Linked DNA regions of Homo sapiens: all the other regions are linked to region 3. The links are chromatin contacts, found by Hi-C or POLR2A ChIA-PET in ENCODE. All regions are on one chromosome and are shown on one strand. The core of a region is the stretch at or near the end of the contact, and the rest is flanking DNA. Distances in the headings are between cores, read along the strand shown.

Evidence for each region. A loop is a pair of places that touch in the nucleus more often than their neighbours do. ChIA-PET counts read pairs that join two places held with the same protein, here RNA polymerase II (POLR2A). Pooled maps may share reads with other maps.
Region 1: a loop to region 3 is called in a map of OCI-LY7, with 6 times the contacts of the local background. The contact joins two enhancer-like sites. A Hi-C loop is called at or near these places in 1 of 168 maps with a recorded cell type or tissue (OCI-LY7), 8 of 37 single-sample maps with no recorded cell type and 5 of 50 pooled maps. POLR2A ChIA-PET finds 5 or more read pairs at or near these places in 2 of 52 experiments (BJ and OCI-LY7).
Region 2: a loop to region 3 is called in a map of OCI-LY7, with 9 times the contacts of the local background. The contact joins two enhancer-like sites. A Hi-C loop is called at or near these places in 1 of 168 maps with a recorded cell type or tissue (OCI-LY7), 2 of 37 single-sample maps with no recorded cell type and 4 of 50 pooled maps.

What each region holds. Positions count from the first base shown.
Region 1 is chr22:33,298,449-33,301,148 of GRCh38, forward strand. The region is part of intron 12 of LARGE1 (LARGE xylosyl- and glucuronyltransferase 1); the gene reads right to left. Among named protein-coding and RNA genes, the nearest start is that of LARGE1-AS2, 140 kb to the left of the region's middle. RefSeq lists enhancers at 1,385-1,434, 1,445-1,814. Within about 2 kb of position 1,288, at least 5 of the 41 ENCODE cell types and tissues checked have a DNase peak (open chromatin) inside an H3K27ac peak, as active enhancers do; they include OCI-LY7, where a contact is called at or near this core.
Region 2 is chr22:33,270,179-33,272,878 of GRCh38, forward strand. LARGE1 (LARGE xylosyl- and glucuronyltransferase 1) reads right to left here. Exons shown (of 15, transcript NM_133642.5): 15 at 2,331-2,700. Among named protein-coding and RNA genes, the nearest start is that of LARGE1-AS2, 110 kb to the left of the region's middle. Within about 2 kb of position 1,318, at least 9 of the 41 ENCODE cell types and tissues checked have a DNase peak (open chromatin) inside an H3K27ac peak, as active enhancers do; they include OCI-LY7, where a contact is called at or near this core.
Region 3 is chr22:33,840,473-33,843,172 of GRCh38, forward strand. All of the region lies in intron 1 of LARGE1 (LARGE xylosyl- and glucuronyltransferase 1), which reads right to left. Among named protein-coding and RNA genes, the nearest start is that of LARGE1, 79 kb to the right of the region's middle. RefSeq lists an enhancer at 1,429-1,488. Within about 2 kb of position 1,344, at least 3 of the 41 ENCODE cell types and tissues checked have a DNase peak (open chromatin) inside an H3K27ac peak, as active enhancers do; they include OCI-LY7, where a contact is called at or near this core.

The DNA.
Region 1 (2,700 bases), core at 38-2,537, 540 kb before region 3:
GTATGATTCCCACTTCACAGATAAAACAAGTTAGAGAAGTTAAGTGCCTTTCCCAAGGTCAAATAAATTCTAAATAAAGAGTACTCAGCATCAGTCAGCCATGGTGGCTCACGCCTGTAATCCTAGGGTTGTGGGAGGCTGAGGCAGGAGCACTGCTTGAGCCCAGGAGTTTGAGACTAGCCTGGACAATAGGGTCTGGGTTATGTTTATTTTTCTAAAAGGAAATTAAAAAATTAGCTGGGCAAGGTGGTGTACAACTGTAGTCCCAGCTACTTGGGAGGCTGAGGCAGGAAGATTGCTTGAGCCCAGGAGTTTGAGGCTGCAGTAAGCTATGATTGCACCACTGCACTCCAGCCTGGGTGACAGAGCAAGACCCTGTGTCTAAAGAGAAGTAAAGGAAAGAAAGAAGAAAGAAAAGAAAAAAGAAAAGAAAAAGGAAAGATGGAAAGAAAGAAAAAAGGAAAGAGAGAGAGAGAGACGCGGGAAGCAGTGGCTCTTGCCTGTAATCCCAGCACTTTGGGAGGCCTGGGTGGGCGGATCACTTGAGACTAGGAGTTCAAGACCAGCCTGGGCAACATAGCGAAACCCTGTCTTTACAAATGGTAAAAAAAAAATTGGCCCAGCATGGTGGCGCATGCCTATAATCCCAGCTACTGGGGAGACTAAAGTGGGAGCATCGCTTGAGCCTGGGGAGGTTGAGGTTGCGGTGAGCCATGATTGCACCATTCCACTCCAGCCTGAGCAACAGAGTGAGAGAGAGAGAGGAAGCAGTATGGAAAGAAATGAATTAAAGAGAGAAAATGAGAAAAGAGAGAAAAAGAAAGAAAGAGAGAGAGAAAGAAAGGAAGGGAAGGAAAGGAGTGGAGGGGAGGGGAAAAGAGGGAAGGGAAAGGGGAGGGAGAGTCCTCTGCACTGAAACGCAGGTCTGAATGACCCCCAGGGACAGCAACATCACCTACAATGTAGCATACTGCCTGACACATAGTACATGCTCACTACACAGTTTTTGAAAGAATGAGTAGTATCAATATATAGTTTCTCATTTTCAGAAAGCAAAAAAATTGAGATGGTCACATGAAGCTACCCAGGCTGCACAGAAGGTGGCAGAGTTTGCAATGGCGGGGGTTGGGTTGGGGCAGGGGCCTAGCACAGAAGTCCAATACTGAATAGGCCAAGGGGCAGAAAATGAACTCCTGCTGGGCACCCGCCATAGCCCCACAGGAGGCTATCATTAGCTCCTATATTAACTGAGGAAGTGAAAGAATGAGGAGATGAAGCAAGCAGCCCCAACTCACACACTTGATTAGTGTTGTGGAACCTGGCTTCAAAGGCAAGTCTGCGCAACCTCTGCCATGCCCCGCTGACTTTCGCCTGACATTTCTGAGATCAAAAGTGAAAGCTGTACATCCAGGAGCTCATTCTTCAGAAAAAGTAGATGAAGGGGCTGGAAGGAGATTTTAGTAAAACTCTGCAGCTATTGTCCATGCGTACAGCTTATTCCATTATTTTCCAATTGATCTGTTTGTTTTGGCTGTAATATTAGCTGGTTGCTAAGCAACTGCTCAAAGAGCTAACATGCTGAACTTTTTTTGGTAACCAAATAGAACCCCAAAAAAGGTGATATAAATCAGTGTTTGGGGGTACAAGCCGAGGGCTGCCAGTCGGCCTGCTCTGGTACCCTGGGGGTTTGGGAGTAACCTGGCCCCTTCGACAGAGTGAGCAGGCTGGCATGGAGGAAGGCTGCTTTCCTCCTCCTCTAATGCTAACATTTAACTTCTCTGGGGCCTCAGTTTGGTCACCTGTAATGGTAGTTACCTTAAAGAGCAGTGTGAAGAACAGAGGTAATGACAGACTGAGTGCAGCTGGCAGGGTTTCTGGCACATGGTAAGGGCTCAGTAACTTGTAACTGTCATCATTCTTAAGTAATTAACAAATGTGTTTTTTTGAGATAGGGTGTTGCCCTGCTGTTCAGGATGGAGTGCAGTGGCACAATCATGGCTCACTCTAGCTTCAGCTGCCTGGGCTCAGGAGATCATCCTGTCTCAACCTCCCAAGTCGCTGAAACAACAGGCATGTTCCACAATGCTCAGCAATTTTTTTTCTTTTTTTTGGAGATGGAGTCTCACTCTGTTGCCAGGCTGGAGTGCAGTGGTGCGATGTCAGCTCACTGCAACCTCTGCCTTCCGGGGTTCAAGCGATTCCCCTGCCTCAGCCTCCCTAGTAGCTGGGACTACAGGCATGCACCACCATGCCCAGCTAATTTATGGTATTTCAGTAGAGATGGGGTTTCACCATGTTGGCCAGGATGGTCTCGATCTTCTGACCTCGTGATTCACCGGCCTCGGCCTCCCAAAGTGCTGGGATTACACGCGTGAGCCACCGCGCCTGGCCAATTTTTGAAATTTTTTGTAGAGATGGGGTCTCACTATATTGCTCAGGCTGGTCTCGAATTCCTGGGTTCAAGCAATTCTCCCACCTCAGCCTCCTAAAATGCTGGGTGACAGGTGTTAGCCACTGCACCTGGCCAATATTAATATCTTGACAGAGCTTGGGTACAGAATTTTATGGGAGATCAGTGCTGAGAAAGTCAGTTTCTAGAAGGGTCTGGGGGCTTCATTGGAGTCCTCAGCTGCCACAGCAAACAGCACCCTTAACCTCAACTCCCACCAGTGATGCTATGGTGTGCACAAGGGGCATCCA
Region 2 (2,700 bases), core at 68-2,567, 570 kb before region 3:
GAATGGAAACAAAGATCATGGTATATCCGACATTAGATCCTATGGGTCTGAAACCTCTTAGAATGCATATGGCAGATAAGTGACATTTCATAAACTTGAATGGCACTAAGCTGAATAATAAACCCTTAGGGTTAAAAAAAATGAGGAAAACGAAGTATATGAAGTACATGAAGATACGACTGTACAAGCCTCGCAGCTAAGCTGATTTCAGTATTGTATGGGAAGGCAGTAGCACATTTTAGTGGAAAGACAGGGGTTTTTGAAGCCAGCCAGATTTTGGTTCAAATTCTGGCATTCCATTAGCAGCCTGTGTGGTCTTGGGCAAGTCACATTAATTTCTCTGGGAGCTAGTTTTATTAGCTAAATAATGGGGATAATAATACCTCCCTTATTTTATAACATAGCTGTGAGGATCCATCATTGCCAACTACCATAGAAGTCTTGGTTCAATAAAGGGTAGTTCTTATTATCTCTACCAAGAGTGTGAAGGAGCTGTGTCTGAGAGGGGATTTGAATCACATTTCTTTCACTAACACAGAGCTCCCTAAAGGCCTGGTGACCACAAATGAAGCCTTAACTCAAAGACAGTAGAGTCTTTGAAAGGAACAGAATTAAAGTAGGGTCTGTCCTTTCATGATGGGGCACAAAGAGGCTATTAGTCAACTCAGCAAATATGTGCTCTGTAAATCAGCTCAACACATTCAGAGAGATCACTCTGAAGCAGCATGCTAAGTCAGGGTACAAGGGAGAGCTTAAAACTTAGTGTCTCTACCTGAGCCATGTAATCTAAGAAACAACCCAGGAGAAGCATTCAGAGAATCAATTACTATCCCCTAGAGTGGAACCCAGCTGTCTGAATATGATTATAGATCACCCAGGTCTATTTCAAATTAATTTTCAGGAAGTCCATGAGCATAGCAAGATTTGGCATATTTTAGGAGATTGCTGTCTGGACTGTGTGTGTTATTGGATGGATGTTGAAGGAAGAAGACTAGAAATCCAAGAATCTTCCTACATAGGTTCAAATTCTCTTGTCTGTCACTGTTTCATATCTGTTTCCTTCTTATTGGGAAAGGAAGTAGCATTGCAGGTTATGTGCCTTTGGATTCAAAGAAGTAGGATTTGATTTAAATTCTAGGTCTGCCATATATTAACCATGTGAATTTGGAGGAGTTACTTAATTACACAGAATGCATTCAGGTTCCCCAAGTAGAAATGTTAATATCCACTTTGCAGTTTTGCTCCAAGGGTTCGGTGAACTCATGCCTGCCAAAGGCTTCTGCACATAGTGGTTACTGAAAACATCTCAGTTCCCCTCCACACTGACTGTTAAGGGGACCAAATGAGGGAACCTTGTCCTTCCTCTCAACTGAAAGCCAAGATTAGTATTGGCTTATTTAAGCATGAAAACATCTGTGTGACACATTTAAAGGCCTGTTTTACCCCCCAGGGAATTGATGCAAAGAAATCAACATCTTTTGCAATTACCTCTGCCCAAATGGCTACAGCTCCCCACACATAAGCTGGGGCTGGCAGTGAACTGCTGCTCCCAGTGTAAGTTCTGGGAATGCAGGCTGCTGGCTCTGCGGACCTCAGCCTCCATTGGGTTGGCAGCCTCTCTGTTGAAGTTGGGCATCCGCCAATGTCTGAGCTCCAGCCTTCAGTGAGATTGGCTTACAGTGTAAGGCACCTGTCTTTGGGGAAATAGGATTTTCTCCTGTTGGTGTGAAGTATCAGTTTCTGGCCTTAATAAATTCACTGTACGTGAAGGTACATCATCTTCTAGTTTATGCCTATTGTGTAAAAATAATTAGCACCTTTCATTCTCAGAAGTGACCCGATTTAGATGACAAATTACATGGTCACCAGCTACGCCCATAAAAATGCAAGTGAAAGCAAGGTGGCTGGGCATGAGTCAGGGGCCAAGCAAAATTTTAAAAATAAAAAGGCTTTAGGGAATTAAAAATGGATTTTTAACATTGAGGAACCAGTGCTACCATCAGGTTTTCACTTGGCTCAAGTAGCTGGTAATGATTAATTCAAAACCTGTATCGGTATGTGTACATCTCCTAACAGTGGTCCTCTCTAGGGAAGGAGGAGAAATTAGTGAGTGCCTCTGTATCTGTGTATCTGTCTGTGTGTGCTTGTGTGTACACAGGGGAGAGAGAAAGTCAATGATATGCTGCTGGTAAATATTTAACAACTAGCTCTTGGGGATGGGGACAGAGGAATCACTGAACGTGGAAACTGGAAATATGCCCAAAAAGGCCTTGTGAGCATGTAGAAGCTGGCCTGGCACACCACTGAACAAATTGGACTTTGACATGTACTTTCAAAATTTTTGTTCTGCTTTATACATATATGTCACTTTTTATTTATAAATGCTTTGTATATAGGCTATATACTTGTATGCTCTGTCTACATATATATTTACATACATACATAAGCCTAGCTAGATCTATGCAAAAATTAGTCCTAATGGTAATTTTCCTAATTCTTGTATAAATTTCCGTGTAACATCCACTTGAGCATGTAACATCGTGAGTGATCTCACAAACCGGATTGCTATAGGGTCCCACATGACTACCAGGCCCAAGGATGGGATGTTCCCTTTACAATTGATTACCAGGATTTACCCTCCTAGCCCACATCTGGTAGAAGACAACATCTGGCTCCAGTGTTGAGAAAGATGCGGAATGG
Region 3 (2,700 bases), core at 94-2,593:
GAAACTACATTGTTGATTTATTTCTCACACAGTCAAAATTTGGTGTGAAAGGTTCTAGCATCTTTTCTTGCAAATATCTAGTATTTTACCACTTTTAAAGTACTATTGGATCTATTGCCCTCCTTCATCTTTACAGCAACCCTAGATATAAGGTAAGTACAGACAGTCCCCGATTTAGGATAATTCGACTTAGATTTTTCAGCTTTTTTTTTTTCTGGGAAAGGGTCTCGCTCAGTCACCCAGGCTGGAGCACAGTGGCGTGATCACGGCTCACTGCAGCCTAAACTCCCCAGGCACATGCTACCATGACCATCTAATTTTTCTAGTTTTTATACAGACAAGGTTTCGTCACGTTGCCCAGGCTGGTCTCGAACTCCTGGGCTCAAGTGATCCACCCGCCTCAGCCTCCCAAAGTGCTGGGATTACAGGCGTGAGCCACTGCACCTGGATGACTTTCCAGCTTTATGATGATGCAAAAGCAATATGCATTCAATAGAAACTATACTTGAGTACCCATATAACCATTCTGTTTTTCATTTTCAGTACAGTATTTAATATACCTAGGCTTAGGTTGCATGATTTTGCCCAAATACAGGCCAATGAAAGTGAGCATGTTTAAGGCAGGCTAAGCTAAACTATGCTGTAATGTAGGTTAAATGTATTAAACGCAAATTTTGAACTTGATATTTTCAACTTACGATGGGTTTAGCAGGATGCAATCTATGCTAAGCCAAGGTGCGTCTGTTCTGTTACTCTCATTTTTTTTTCCTCTTACAAATGTACAAAAAATGTTTCAGAGTTTTTGAGGGAGCTTTCCAATGAAAGTGACAGAAAATCCAACTCAAACTAATGCAGGCAAAATAAAGGACTGAATAGTTCACAATCTGTAAGGTCCAGAGGTGAATCTACCCTGTGGCAAGGTTTGATCTGGGTCCAGGAGATGGCCTGGTCCCTCTCCACCTCAGCTCTGCTCTCATCCACACGGACTTCATACTCAGATGCCATGCAGTAGCAAGACAGCTACTAGGTTGGATGTAGCTACAATATCCGCAGCTCCAACCTCTGAGTTCAAGGCCAGTGGGAAAGAACACACATACCTCTCAACAGCCCCAACAAAAGCCTCATCACATCTTGTGGGCTCCAACTAGGTCATGAAACCACCTCTAAGCCAATTACTATAAGCCAGTATTAGGAATAATCTGAGTCCTATGTCTCCCCCTGAAGCCCTGCACAATATCATCTCCACCAAAGTCCATGGGCTAAAGGGTGGGTGTGAGTGTGGGTCTCCCTGGGAAAACTAAGCAGGGTGAATAAATACAAAGTCAGAAAGCCAAGAGATCCTCAGCACAGGCTATGTGACTTGCCCTGAGTCACACTGCTACTAAGAGACAAAATCAGGACTCATGCACAAATCTCCTGGGACCGAGTACTCCAAAAATAGTGGCAAATTATTTTAAAGCACACGGGTGAATCACAAAAAGTCCTCCAAACTGAACCTCTTGGTCACAAATAACAGTCTAAAATATTTAACAAACTGCCAACAGGACTTCAAAGAAAGCCACTTACAAAATAGAAAGTTTGTAACATTAAACACAGTTACTGTTATCGAAATCGAAATCCCTTTATAGTTCTAAATGGTTCCTTACCATCTAGAAAGTCAGAACACTGTACTCAAAAGTAAAATCGAAAAGCTTTTTGATCTATTTTTGTCTCTACACGGACGTAAAGCACCGAATCCTATTTATTAAGTGCCTTCGACGCACGCTGTTGCTCTGGCGATTCGCAACTCGAAAATGACACTTACTATTCAGCTAGAGATTAGAATCTCAAGCAGTAGGGCATTTTTTAATAAAAAATTAAATTAAAAATAGATTTGCCATTGTCTGCTTAATAAAACTAGTAGCTCTGCTGGCTTAGAGGGGAAATAACATATTTCTTCGGATTTTTATATATTCATCTGAGCAGTGCTAAAAAATAAAACAAAGTTACTAATATTCATATCTTGAGCAATTGTACATTGCTTCTAACTATACATTCAATCTCTCTGGCACATCCACTGTGGCCCTGAGCAGCCAGTACAGGCTCTTCTACCAAAACGAAGCAAGCCACTCCAAAACCTGACGCGTGCAGGTGTCACGAAACACCAGGTGCAGCTTGACAGATGTGAGCCAAATAAGGAAACATTCAGCCCAGCACTGCCCAACAGTCATGATGTATATTTTCTACATCTGTGCTCTAAAATATGGTGGCCACTAGCTGCAGGTGGCTATTGAGACTAAGGAACTGTATTTTTAATTTTATTTCATTTCAACTCATTTAAAGTAGCCACATGCCGCTAATGGCTACTGATCTAGAGGGCAGCTGGGATGTTACTCTTGAGAATGTCTCCAGCATTTTACCTGTTGCTCTCTCTCACTCACATTTCCCATTCTAGCACAAACAAAACAAAACAAAACAAAACAAAACAAAACAAAACAAAACAAAAAAACCACAACACCTACAGTTCTCCAAACAGGGCATCTGTTTTGTTCCTCTGGGGGGGTCCTGTCTATGTTGTTCACGTGGCCCTGGATTTCCATACTCCTAGCCTTCCTGGAAGACATCCTTTTCATCCTCACAACCCAACCCAGGCTTTATCTCTTCTGTGAAGCTGTCCTTGATTTTCCGTTCTATCTTCCCTGCTTGTGAATGGGTCAGCTC